Linked DNA regions of Homo sapiens: region 2 is linked to region 1. The links are chromatin contacts, found by Hi-C or POLR2A ChIA-PET in ENCODE. All regions are on one chromosome and are shown on one strand. Each heading gives the region's core, a stretch centred on a gene start or an enhancer-like site at or near the end of the contact. The rest is flanking DNA. Distances are from core to core; before and after follow the strand shown.

The links. A loop is a pair of places that touch in the nucleus more often than their neighbours do. ChIA-PET counts read pairs that join two places held with the same protein, here RNA polymerase II (POLR2A). Pooled maps may share reads with other maps.
Region 2: a pooled map shows a loop between it and region 1 (2.8-fold over the local background). The contact joins two enhancer-like sites. A Hi-C loop is called at or near these places in 1 of 37 single-sample maps with no recorded cell type and 2 of 50 pooled maps. POLR2A ChIA-PET finds 5 or more read pairs at or near these places in 1 of 52 experiments (PC-9).

Annotation. Positions count from the first base shown.
Region 1 is chr15:90,315,494-90,322,378 of GRCh38, forward strand. No RefSeq gene overlaps it. Among named protein-coding and RNA genes, the nearest start is that of ZNF774, 33 kb to the right of the region's middle. RefSeq lists an enhancer at 4,561-4,670. Within about 2 kb of position 4,643, at least 6 of the 41 ENCODE cell types and tissues checked have a DNase peak (open chromatin) inside an H3K27ac peak, as active enhancers do.
Region 2 is chr15:90,814,208-90,820,865 of GRCh38, forward strand. It overlaps BLM (BLM RecQ like helicase), which reads left to right. Exons shown (of 22, transcript NM_000057.4): 22 at 895-1,959. The coding sequence ends at 1,072. Among named protein-coding and RNA genes, the nearest start is that of FURIN, 51 kb to the right of the region's middle. RefSeq lists a silencer at 470-579 and enhancers at 2,194-3,025, 3,026-3,855. Within about 2 kb of position 1,329, at least 4 of the 41 ENCODE cell types and tissues checked have a DNase peak (open chromatin) inside an H3K27ac peak, as active enhancers do.

The sequences.
Region 1 (6,885 bases), core at 3,393-5,892:
TCAGTGAATAATTGTGAAATCAAGTATCACATGACGCATGCCCATGGAAAAAGAAAAGCTACAGCAGGAATTTTTTTTTTTTTAGAATGGATTTTTTTCATCCCCCCAAGGCCAGTATCACTTGGGATTTGTATTAATGGTTTGCATTAAGTGTGACAGAGGGAGACCCTTTAGCTTTAGGCTTTGGACCTTGTGTTCCTCCTTGGTGGATGCTGGCTTTTCTCTTAGTTCTCCTGTGCTGGCCTGAACTTCTCCAGGACTGGATAACCCAGGCCCTGTTCCAGCCCCTTCTTGCCAAGAGGAGGAAGGAGAATGGATTTACAACCTCTGGCCAGTTCCCACGCCCTATTCTGAACTGCACTATTCAAGAATACTTGTGGGAGGACACAGAGGTGCTCCAGGCTGCACAAAATGACTCAGAGGCAGCCCCAGTGTGGGGTGGTCCTTGCCAAGACACAGAGACAAGAGCGGTGCTGGGGTGGCTTGGGACAGGGTATGTTTTAGCGGGGATTTCTCTCTGTAATCTTCAATGCCCCCCAAGCTATTACAAGTAAAGACTAATTATAAAGATTGGAAGGAAAAACAAGGCAGGGAAAAAATTTAAATACATACACGCATGTATACATGCATATATATTCGTAGCCCCCTGGCTGTTTGGTTTATAGGAAGAAAATTATCCCTAAAATAATTAGTTGACTATTGGAAAGAAAAAAAAATCTTGTAACCTTCAGTAAAAGCAGTGACTCTTGGCAAGCAAAAGTGGCTTTAAGTTCCCTAACCGGCTTGTCAAACCAGACTGCTGCTCCCAAGCTACACCTATTACAAATATTAAAGCCACTAACTATGAGATTTACCGAGCCACATGGCCTGGAGATGGAAACATCCTCAGGGAATGGTCTGGTGCCAGAGACTGTTCCCTTAATGGGCTTTTACTGTTCCCTTAGTGGGCTTTTACTACTGTGTGTTTGATTCGCTTCATATACACACAGGCAACTTGAATTTTTTTTTTTTTTCCAAGACGGAGTCTTGCTCTGTTGCCCAGGCTGGAGTGCAGTGGTGCCATCTCAGCTCACTGAAACCTCAAATTCCTGGCACAAGTGATCTTCCAGCCTCAGCCTCTCAAGTAGCTGGGACTACAGGTGCATGCCCTACACCCAGCTAATATTTTTATTTTTTGTAGAGACAAGTTCTTGCTATGTTGCCCAGGCTGGTCTTAAAGTCCTGGCCTCAAGCGATCCTCCCACCTCAGCCTCCCAAAATGTTAGGATTACAGGTGTGAGCCACCACATGCCAAGCCATTAATCTTTTTTTTTTTTTGAGACAGAGCCTCACTCTGTCACCCAGGCTGGAGTGCAGTCGCATGATCTCGGCTCACTGCAACCTCCAGCTCGTGGGTGCAAGCAATCCTCAAGCCTGGCTAATTTTTTGTTTTTTTTTTTTAGTACAGACAGGGTTTAACCATGTTGGACAGGCTGATCTCAAACCCCTGACCTCAAGTGATCCACCCGCCTCGGCCTCCCAAAGTGTTAGGATTACAGGCGTGAGCCACCACGCCCAGCCCATTAATAATTTTTAAAATGCAAATGAAAGCATATATATATATATATATGTATGTATATATGTACGCACACATAATATTTATCCTATAGTATTGGGTATGGGCAAATTTTTTTAAGTGTAATAATTCACAATGGTGTTGGTAAGAAAATAATTCACTTTCACACTGTTGGTTTTAGTATAAATTGGAATATATCTTGTAGATGTAATCACAAAAATATGCCAATATATGTACAAGAATGTTTATTACAGCAATATTTATAACCAAAAACAGAAAAACAACCAAATTATTTAAATGTTTGTGGACAGAGGCCTAGCTTTAAAACATATGGAACATCTATACCTTGGAATTCTATTCAGCCATTTAAAAAAAATGAGGTTGATTTCTACATACTTTAATTAATTAATTAATTAATTTACTGGAGACATAGTCTCACTCTGTTGCCCAGGCTGGAGTCCAGCGGCACGATCTCGGCTCACTGTAACCTCCACCTCCTGGGTTCAAGCAATTCTCCTGCCTCAGCCTCCCGAGTAGCAGGGCTAATTTTTGTATTTTTAATTTAATAGAGATGGGGTTTTGCCATGTTGGCCAGGCTGGTCTCGAAATCCTGACCTCAGGTGATCCACCCGCCTCGGCCTCCCAAAGTGCTGGGATTACAGGCATGTGCCACCACACCTGGCCCCTTTTTTTTTTAATGTATATGCGTATGGTGTAGAGGCCAAGAGGATAAGTTCTTCTTGGCCTTCTGAAGTTTCCCTGAAAAATCAACTTGGAAAAGACAGGTTAATAAGAGAAAAAGCACACAGATTTATTTAACAAGTATACAATTAATGAAGATTCAAAGATACAGGTGGAATTGTCCATTTTTATGCTTAGGTTTAACAAAGTATGGAGAGCCATGTAAAAATATGATTGGGCCAGGCGCGGTGGCTCACGCTTGTAATCCCAATGCTTTGGGAGGCTGAGGGGGGCGGATCACCTGAGGTCAGGAGTTCAAGACCAGCCTGGCCAACATGGTGAAACCCTGTCTCTACTAAAAACACAAAAAAATTAGCTGGGCATGGTAGTGGGCACCCGTAATCCCAGCTACTTGGGATGCTGAGGCAGGAGAATCACTTGAACCCGGGAGGCGAAGGTTGCAGTGAGCTGAGATCATGCCATTGCACTCCAGCCTGGGTGACAGAGCAAGACCCCATCTCAGACAAAAAAAAAAAAAAAAAAAGACGTACAAATGGCCAACAGTTATGAAAATATCCTCCATCTCATTACTCATAATGGAAATGCATAGCAAAACTACAATGAGATATATCTCACCCCAGTTAAAATACCTCTATCCATGGCGAAACTCCATCTCTACTAAAAATACAAAAATTAGCTGGGTGTGGTGGCATGTGCCTGTAATCCCAGCTATTAGGGAGACTGAGGCAGGAGAATCGCTTGAACCTGGAAGGCAGAGGTTGCAGTGAGCTGAGATTGTGCCACTGCACTCCAGCATGGGCATCAGAGCAAGACTCCATCTCAAAAAAAAATAAAAATAAAAAAATAAATAAAATAAAATAAAATATATATATATATGGACAGAAAGAATATGGTCTACTGCTAATAGACTGAGTGGGGAAACCCAGCCCAGCCTGTCTCTCCAGATTCTTGGACTTTCTCTGCAGCATTCCTTCCTTCTGGGTGAGGGGCAGGGACCTGCCGGGAATGGAGGTCTTATGATCTACAGTCAAACAAGTTAAGTCAGATAATTTTTTTTTCTTGAGACTGGGTCTTGCTCTGTCACCAGGCTGGAGTACAGTGTCGTGATCACGGCATACTGCAGCCTCAGCCTTCTGGGCTAAAGTAATCCTCCCACCTCAGCCTCCCAAGTAGCTGGAACCACAGGGGTGCACCGCCACACCAGGCAAATTTTTTAATTTCTATTTTTGTAAAGACAGGGGGTCTCCCTATATTGCCCAGGCTGGTCTTGAACTCCTGAGCTCAATTAAACCTTTGCCTCTGCCTCCCAAAGTGCTGGGATTACAAGCATGAGCCACTGCACCCACCTAGATAATTTTTTTGTTTTGTTTTTATTTGAGACAGAGTCTCGCTCTGTCACCCAGGCTAGTGTGCAGTGGCATGGTCTCGGCTCATTGCAACCTCCACCTCCTAGATTCAAGCCATTCTCCCACCTCAGCCTCCCGAGTAGCTGGGACTATAGGCACACGCCACCATGGCTGGCTAATTTTTGTATTTTTAGTAGAGATGGGGTTTTACCACGTTGGCCAGGCTGGTCTCAAACTCCTGACCTTGTGTCATCTGCCCGCCTCAGCCTCCCAAAGTGCTGGTATTATAGGCCTGAGCCACTGTAGCCGGCCCAGTTAGTTTCTTTATGGGCAGTTTGACACAGAAAGGTGGAGGGGAAATTAGAGTCATTTTTTTGTTTTGTTTTTTTGAGATGGAGTCTCACTCCGTCACCCAGGCTGGAGTGCGGTGGCGCGATCTCGGCTGACTGCAACCTCTGTCTCCTGGGTTCAAGCGATTCTCCTTCCTCAGCTTCCCAAGTAGCTGGGACTACAGGCACACGCCACCACACTCAGCTAATTTTTGTATTTTTAGTAGAGATGGGGTTTTACCACGTTGGCCAGGCTGGTCTCGAACTCCTGACCTCATGTCATCTGCCCACCTCGGCTTCCCGAAAGTGTTGGGATTACAGGTGTGAGCCACTACACCCGGCCTAGAGTAGCATTTTTAAGTTTTATGGCTGACTATAGGGAAAAGGGACTCTGATTTCTATGGGTAACCGCAGGGGAGAATGGTACTGAGAGAAAGGCATGGAAGAGAAAGTCAGAGGAAAACGTTTGCTTACGAAGCTGCTGCTGAGGTTCTCATTTTAGGCTATTGTTTTCTGAGCCCCAGCAGTGGCCAGCTGTACCATAACAATCAAGATGCATTTAAAACTTTTTCTAAAAACTAGCTCTATCCTTTAACTACTGACTTAGCCAATTACCTCCTTCTTAGAGCTACTCCTTCTCTGGGATTGCCCAGGAACCTGAGGCATATGTCATGCACAAAGGAGTCCTGTGGACATTCATACCCTTTGGAGCGGAGCCCAGGAGTCCCTAGCGGTGGTCTGTGGCTGTTTCTGCCCTTGCTCTTAACCACCACAAGGTGTCACTCTTCGCTGCTCCTGCGCGTTCCCACCAAGGCGGTAACTGCTGGCCAGAGAGGAAGAATTTCCTCTGTCCCCGCACTAGCTAATCCAGAGTCCTTACCAGTTCCCAGGGCTTCATAGTACCCAGCCCTTTCAGGCCCCCGCAAAGCCTCGCCCCGCAAGCCCGCCGCCAGCCCCAGCACTATGTCAGGACTGGCTCAGAGGAACACCCATTCCAGACAATAACAACTTTTTCTTTCTTGCCCAGGTGTTTTCAACCCTTAAACCAGACTGGGCTTGTTCTATTTTTACTTTTTAAAATTTTAACTCCTCTACTATCATTCCCAAATGGGCTTGTTCTAATTCCTTCCCGGACCATAGAGCTACAAACTTCCCCGAAGAGCGACTTCCAATTGGTTTTTAGGCATCCTTGGTGTGCCTTTCATACATAAAGGTAGGTCAAGGGTTCCCTACCTTCTCTGACAATAGAGCCTGATTGTCTCCAGTTGGAGGACCAGCCCTTAAAACAGCTAAATTCCTTTTACTTTCCCTAGAGGAAGGGGAGCTCCGTGGGGAGTCAGCTACCCGGGGGCAGACTTTCTGGCATTCTTTGGAAAAGCAGTGAAAATAAAACTCACAAGTTACATCTTCAGCAGAGTATCTGCTACATATGAATATATTGTACACATATTTTTATATGGTTGCAAACATAAAACATATAGGTCCATGTCCTGATTTTTCATGTACTGCAATGTATGTTGAGTATTTTCCCATGTCGTTGTAAATTCTTCATAAGCATTATTTGCAGTGGTTGAATGATCTTTTTTCATGATAGGGTTCTATTGTAATTTTGTAATAATTTTCTTATTTTTAGACACTGATCATTTTGTTTTTTGCTGTATTGACTATTCTTATATATTTTTATATATATTTCTGATTATTTCCTTATAAGAGACCTAGTATTGAAATTACTGAGTCAAAAACATTTGCAAGTCTTTTTATTCATGCTGCAAAAAACTTCCTAGAAAGCTTGCATCATTGTGTACTATCAACACCAAGTACCATAAGGAATGCACACCTAATTGCACCCTAATCAAAAGTAATGAAAACAATTTTATAAATCTCTCTTATCAGTGCACTGGTAAAAAAGATGTTTTAATTTGCAATTAGGCTGGACGTGGTGGGTCACGCCTGTAATTCCAGCACCTTGGGGAGGCCAAGGTAGGAGGATCACCTGAGGTCTGGAGTTCGAGACCAGCCTGGCCAACATGGTGAAACCCCGTCTCTACTAAAAATTAAAAAAAATTAGCCGGGCGTGATGGCATGTGCCTATAATCCCAGCTACTCGGGAGGCTGAGGCAGGAGAATCACTTGAACCTGGGAGGTGGAGGCTGCAGTGAGCTGAGATCCCGCGATTGCACTCCACGCTGGGCAACAAGAACAAAATTATCATCTTAAAAAAAAAATCAATTAATTACTAGTATAAATTAACATTTTAAAATTTGTATTTCTGTTTTTTATAAATTGTTAGCAGTTTTTACTTATTTATTTACTTAGAGACGGAGTCTTGCTCTGCTCCCAGGCTGGAACATAGTGGCAAAATCATAGCTCACTGCAGCCTCCAACTTCTGGGCTCAAGGGGTCCTCCTGTCTTGGCTTCCCAAAGTACTGGGATTACAGGCATGAGCCATCATGTCTGGCCCTTTTACTCATTTATTTATTGGGATCTTAATTTTAAAATCCATTTGTATGACCCCTTTATTTATTGAAGATACCAATCTATTGTCTGCTATATTGTTATAAGTGTTTTCTCAATAAATATATTGCTTAATTTATAGTTTTATGAATATTTTTGTCACAGGCTGAACCCCCAATTTTGGGATTCAGTCAACCTGGGAGGCCACGTGGGTTCTTGGCTTTGCACAAGAAGGAATTCAAGAGCAAGCCAACAGAATGAAGAGAAAGCACATTTAATAAGAAAGTAAAGGACTGCTGGGCTTAGTGGCTCACGCCTGTAATCCCAGCACTTTGGGAGGCTGAGGCGGGTGGATCACCTGAGATCAGGAGTTCAAGACCAGCCTGGCCTGTTAACATGGCAAAACCCCATTTCTAGTAAAAATACAAAAATTAGCCGGGCATGGTGGCACGCACCTGTAGTCCCAACTCCTTGGGAGGCTGAGGCAGGAGAATCGCC
Region 2 (6,658 bases), core at 79-2,578, 500 kb after region 1:
GAGGCTACTTGTATGCCCTGGTGCCGTGGAATTAGTGTGGGGCCTGACATCAGCCGGTTACAGAGCAGCAGGAAAGGCTTCTGCGGGTAATGCTGCCCACAGCCATCACTGTAAACATGCCGGCCCCATGGTTTTGTTTGTTTTTATTTTACTTAAGGGTGGGAAGGGAGCTGTTATCTTAAGGTCTGCAAGGAAAGTGAGATGCTGGAAGGACTTGGTAATCGGCTCTGGCGGCTTCTTCCTTGGCTTTAGAAGGCAGCGAGTGGGAGGGAGAGCTGGCAGATCTCTGGGTGTAGGCAGGTGAGCCAGGGAGCTGCTGGACACGGTCCTAACAGAAGGCCGCATCTGCAGCCTTCCTGGGGCTTCCTGGGGCTGGCCAGGAAGACGCCCAGCTTTGCCACTCCTGGCCACCCAGCTCCACCCCATGCATGCTCACCCCACAGCTGCCTTGCTCTGGACTGTGCAAGTCCAGTCATTCCGGGGTGCCTGTCAGCAGGGAGCTGGGGCCTTACAGCAAGGTGTTTCACTTCTTTTATTTGGTCAGAATAGATGAGGACATGTGGACCTCAGCTCCTCTTGCAGGCTCTGGTTGTAGGCTGCCGAAGGTGTGGGTGGAGAGAGGGGCGGTGGGTTGGTCACAAGTCAGAAAATTAAGAAACAGTCCTGCACATTTCAGAAAGACAAATCCAGAACAAATTTATATGAAGGGCCGCGGTCCTTTATTCCATAAGTAGTAAAGGAAACTTACCTTACCTAGGGGGCTCGTAGGCAGAAAATGCACAAGGACACATTAGGCCCAGGGAAGTGGTATTGTAGCTCTGTGCAGGTTGAGAGGAAGGTCATTCATTTTTGGTTTCATTTAACATTTTGATTTTTTTCTTTGTCACATTTCAGGGGGTCTGCCACATGTAGAAAGATATCTTCCAAAACGAAATCCTCCAGCATCATTGGATCCAGTTCAGCCTCACATACTTCTCAAGCGACATCAGGAGCCAATAGCAAATTGGGGATTATGGCTCCACCGAAGCCTATAAATAGACCGTTTCTTAAGCCTTCATATGCATTCTCATAACAACCGAATCTCAATGTACATAGACCCTCTTTCTTGTTTGTCAGCATCTGACCATCTGTGACTATAAAGCTGTTATTCTTGTTATACCATTTGAAGTTTTTACTCGTCTCTATTAATATTTAAATAAATGCTGGGGGGTGATAGTTCTTCTTTTTAAAATAAACATTTTCTTTTGAATAAGCATGTTTTGCTGCCGCTGCAAGTGTTGTGGCCGTTGTTTCTCAGAACGTCTGAGGCAGCAGCTGAATCATCTCAGTGCAAGAGCTTCTGAGCATAACACGAAACCCAGAAGCCAAAGGAAGAGCCACGCGTGGGCCCTTGTGAAACTAAAGCTTTTCGTGTAAGACAACACAAACAAAATTTAAAGACAAATGACGGGGAAAAGAGGAGAAAATATATTACAAAGGATTAGTATCCATCATACCAAATACCCGTGAACCAGTCAGAAACATCCCAGGGGGCAGGTGGACCAAGGATGTGAACAGGCTAGTCTCAGAAGAAGAAATACACATGCTCATGGCCCGGCACTGTGGCTCACGCCTGGGATCCCAGCACTTTGGGAGGCCGAGGCAGGTGGATCACGAGGTCAGGAGTTTGAGACCAGCCTGCCCAACATGGTGAAACCCCGTCTCTACTAAAAATACAAAAATTAGCCAGGCGTGGTGTACAGGCACGCCTGTAGTCCCAGCTACTCAGGAGGCTGAGGCAAGAGAATCGCTTGAACCCAGGAGGCGGAGGTTGCAGTGAGCCGAGATCGTGCCACTGCACTCCAGCCTGGGTGACAGAGCAAGACTCCGTCTCAAAAAAAAAAAAAAAAAAAGAAATATACATGCTCTGCAAATATGTGAAAAAGGTCAATCTCCATGAATAAAAATATGATAAAACCATGTGAGACCATTCTTTTGCCTACAAATTATCAACACTGGATAATATCCCAGTATTTGGGGTCAGCGAGAAAGATTGGCAGATTGTTTGGGTGGACGTGTGTGGCAGTTGCTGTAGTCCTTTGGTATTGTGGTGGCCTCGTTTTTCAGGATGCTCCATAATGGGCCAATTGGCCCCAGCATCTTTGGTAGGATTTTGGCCTCTCTTGCCTGAACTCCAGTGGCCCCATTTTCGGAGACATGCGTTTCTCAGCTGTAGGTCACCTTTGTCTGGGTGCCACACAGCGAGGAAGTGGCATAAGACAAAACACACACCTCGGCCTGCCCTTTGTGTGGTGTTACCTGTGACGTTACTCAGGAGAGTGTAGCTGGGGAGACCCTGCCTGTGCCAAAGCCAAAGGTGTGAAGAGGGGGTTGATGGGAAGCCGTGTGGCCTCTGCCTGGGGACTCAGTCCTGAGAGGGACCCTGCACCCACCCTGAGGACCCACCCTTGTGGTAGCACACTGACTTCCTGCCTCCTCGGCTGCCTGTGAGCCCCAACTGCCGCCTGTGGGCTTTTGGCTCCGTGTTTAATGGGGGGGACTGGCCAGGCGAGTTTGCTGAGGGCTGAGTGCCATTAGCACGGATGCGTTCCGGATCTGACATTTTCAGAGGTCATCCTTCTGGCCAGAAGAACCTTCTCTGTGCATGAGAAGTGGAAAGGAGACAAAGTAGCCAGAAGTTGATACCCCTGGGGTAATGTCCCCAGCATGAGGCCACCTTGGAGAGTTGCTGATCCAGCCAAGGCATCTGGCAGGAGGCATGTCCGTTCCACCTGCTGCAGCAGCTCTGGCCTTGGTGGTGGGGGTGGACTCTGGCACAGACAGGTCACTGCTGGGCTCTGACCTCATCCACTCGTTCCTTCTGGAGATGGAGCTTATCCCTCAGGGTCGCAGGCTGTGCCTCCAGGAGCTCCCAGGGCTGTGGGGGAACAGATGAAAATAACGTGCATGGGGCCTGAAGGTGGAGAGCAGAGCCATGTGGGGCCCACACTACCTACAGCCCTTCCCCATGTCCTGGGAAGATGATAGGTTGACCCACCCCTGCCTCCCAGCAAGGAACCTGAGGCCTAGAGACCTCTGATTTGCCTAAGCTCAAATGACCACAGGTGGCAGAGCCAGGCCCCACACCCAACTCTTGAAAACATTCTAGGTTGGAACAGGCTCTGCTCAGTTTCTCAGGACCCGGGAGCAGGCACAGAAAATGCAAGCGGCCTCCTTCCTCCAGCTCATCTTCCAGTCCTCTCAGACCCCCAGGGAAGCTCTGCATTCGCCCAGCGCAACCCCAGGAGGGCAGGAGCAGGCAAACTTTCCCTGAACTGATGCCAAGGCTTTGAAGCCAAAGACCGGTCCATGATACAGCAAAGCTGCTCTGGGCTGGGCCCTGCTGGTGGCCCTCCATGGCACAAATCGCCACCACCTGGGATAGGAGAGGGCACAAGTCCACCAAGGAGTGCCAGCCTGGGACCCATCACGGGCCCATCCTCCCCTAGGTACACGAAGGCCTGACTCTCCCACACTCACTTGCCATCCTTCTGGAGGGCACAGGCAGGATTGGAATCTGGCTCTGTAGCTGCACATATGCCCTGCTGAGGCCCTCACACTACAGAACGCTGGCAGGCAGGCCCTTGCTCACCTCCAGGGACAGAGAACCCACTACTCTCAGAGGAAAAGAACAAGCACGGAGAGCCCCTCACCCCACCGGCTCCATGCCAAGGGCTGTTTTGGGAACTCAGGTAATTCACTTCTTCCATCCCTCCCGCAGCCCTGGGAGGCAGGCACATGATGTTGGCCTTTTTTATGCAGAAACCAGAATTCAGAGAGGTTATGTAACTTGCCCAAATCCACGCAGCTGGGAGGTGGTAGTAAGTAGGGTAACACACATCTCGATTTGCCCTGGAGTCCCAGTTTACATCCATTGTCCTGGTGTGATAATTAACACAGTTTATTTTCATTCTCAAAAGTGCTCCAGTTCAGACAACAAGTTCAGTGGCATCAAGAATCTGAGCTCTTTCCCTGAACTATCCAACCTCTTCTCCCAACCCCGCTTTCCACCCAGAGCCTCAGGGGCCACCTGCTGTCACCTGTTCGAAACTCCCAGCCTCTGCTGCAGGCTCCAGGGACAGAGGCTGCAGAATTATCAGCCAGCATCGCTGAGCTGTGGCTTTTCTCCAGAAGAGGAAGCGGAGGCTGTGGTCCAAGCCTTCTCGCTCTTCTTGAGAAACTGCTGCTTCTCCCACTCCTGCAGCCGTCTGGAACTGCTCTGAGGCCCCGAGGCCCACCCTGTCCTTTGGAGGCTCCCAGAGTCCCAGCCCGGCTCTTTCTCTGGCTGGGAGCTGCTGCCTGGGTGGGGAGCAGCAGGCAGCAGCTGTCAACCTCCCCCAGCCTGGGACCCGCCGCTGGCAGAGGCCTCTGGGCAGAGACAATGGGCGATGGGTCTTCTGTGGCAGCTGGGGAGGAATCCCCAGGGGCTCCAGCAGCCACTTCTCCCTCCGTGCAGCTGGCACAGCCCCGTGTGTCCTCAAAGCCAGGGCTCAGAGAAGCCAGCTGGTGGGGCGCACCCAGGGGCCCCGAGCCTGGCCCAGACCCTGCTAGGTGCTCCAGTTCATGAGTGCAGCAACCACTAGGAGGCAGGGGCTCAACTCTGCAGCTGTGCAGGGCAGACCCAGGACTTCGGGGACAAGCCCCTCGGCATGCAGTAGGCTCCTGCTTTCCAAAACGCACTCACTCTGCTTCTCGGAAAGGCTTCTCGGCTGGCCCACGCTCCCTGTTGGCAGGAGACGAAGGAGGAAGGGAGAAAACCCTCCCTGGTTGGGGTGGGCTGTGTACCCTGCCCCACAGGGTCACCACTGGGAAGAAGGACAGGACAAGAAGGTAGACAGAAGCCCGAAGTAGAGTCCAGAAAGCCCCAGCCATGGTGAGGCGTCCCCGCACAGGCCTGAGGCTGTCCCTGCAGCTAGCCAAGGTCAAGGTCGAGGTTTTGGCATCGCCACACCTCAACTGTGTGGTTCCACGGCCCCACAGAGGGTTCGGTGACGCCTGGGAAGGTGCCGGGTTCCACGGCCCCACAGAGGGTTCGGTGACGCCTGGGAAGGTGCCGGGATCCACGGCCCCACAGAGGGTTCGGTGACGCCTGGGAAGGTGCCGGGTTCCACGGCCCCACAGAGGGTTCGGTGACGCCTGGGAAGGTGCCGGGATCCACGGCCCCACAGAGGGTTCGGTGACGCCTGGGAAGGTGCCAGGATGGCACTCTGATGGTCTCTAGGCTCAGATCTATTCAGGATGTGGGAGTTCACCCCAGAGAGCCTGTCTGTCCCCATGGGTCCCACACACAGGGCCTGTCACACACACAGGCCACAGGCATCTGCCTGTCCTGGCCCCATCTACTCAGTCCCTGCCAGGAGCCACAAGGCCCCATGAAGGTCAGGCCCTGGCACTATGCCTGGGCCAGGAGTGGAGCAGAGAGCTCAGGTCCCTGCTTCCTGTAGGGAAGACTTTCCTTGGTAGGATAGAACCTGGAGCAGGGACTCTTGGGGTGGGAGGTGGCAATGGTGCCCCGGGAACTGCTGATGCGGAGTAAGGGTCTGAAGAGCCACCACTACCAGATCTGAAACCCCCGCCTAGAAGGAAGGACATCAGAGACACTGAGAGACTCCTGGACTTCTGCCCAGAGCCCTGCTCGGGCTCAGAGAGGGGTGGCCCCCTGCGCTGTGGCCCCCACCACTGTGGGAGCGTTGAGACGCTGTGACAGGGAGGCAGTTAACACTGCTAACCTCAAAGATGAACTCAGCAGTCAGCACCAGGGAGATCGGAGGTCAGCCCACGCCAGCCCCACCACAGACACCCGCCTGCATGGCTGGATGTGCATATAAGGACAGAGACCCGTGCGGCCACCGTCGCCACCAGGTCCCTTGCACCCAGTGAGAGCCAGTCTGGAATGGGCGGGACCTGGCCCCTTCCTCAGCCATGGAGTGCCCTTGGCAAGTTCTGTGGCCTCTCAGAGTCCCAGTGTCTCATCTGCACCATCAACATGCCACTTGGTCCTGGCCTCCGGGGCTGCTGCAGCATCCTTTTGGTCAGATATTCCACAAACATTTCTTAACCAGAGCAGAGCTCCAGGCATGGTTCAGCCTTCAACCAGGGCACAGGCAGGGAGGGAAACGCCCCGGGGGAAGGAGAGAGCAGTGTTGGAGTAAGTGGGGTGAGGGTGAAGACCCCAGGGCACCTGGGCCAGCAGGAGTTGGGGAGGGTGCCCAGGAGGCTGAAACGGCCAAGTGACCTCCAGGCTGACCATCCCAGTGTCCAGCCACCCCCGCTGAAGCCACCCTGTGCTCTCCTTTGTGGTCCCTCCTCACCTAGGAAGAGCAGAAAGGACACAGCACCCACCCGCGGGACCCCTTTCCTGAGCAGAAAGTGCCCTGTGCCAGCCTGGCCACCGCCTCACTGTGAGGATATGCACACTCTAGGCTGGGCCACCTGGCTGTATGAGCCCCAGCCCAGCGAGCGGCACAATGGGGATGACCCCAGCACACCTGCCAGGACCCCTGCCCCACAGGGCCTGCCACTCCCTCCACAGGCCTCAGCTTAGGGTCTGTACCTTTGCCCCAGATCTGGGTTCCAGCCCCAGGGACTTGGCACACAGCCGGTGCCTAATAACAGCTTG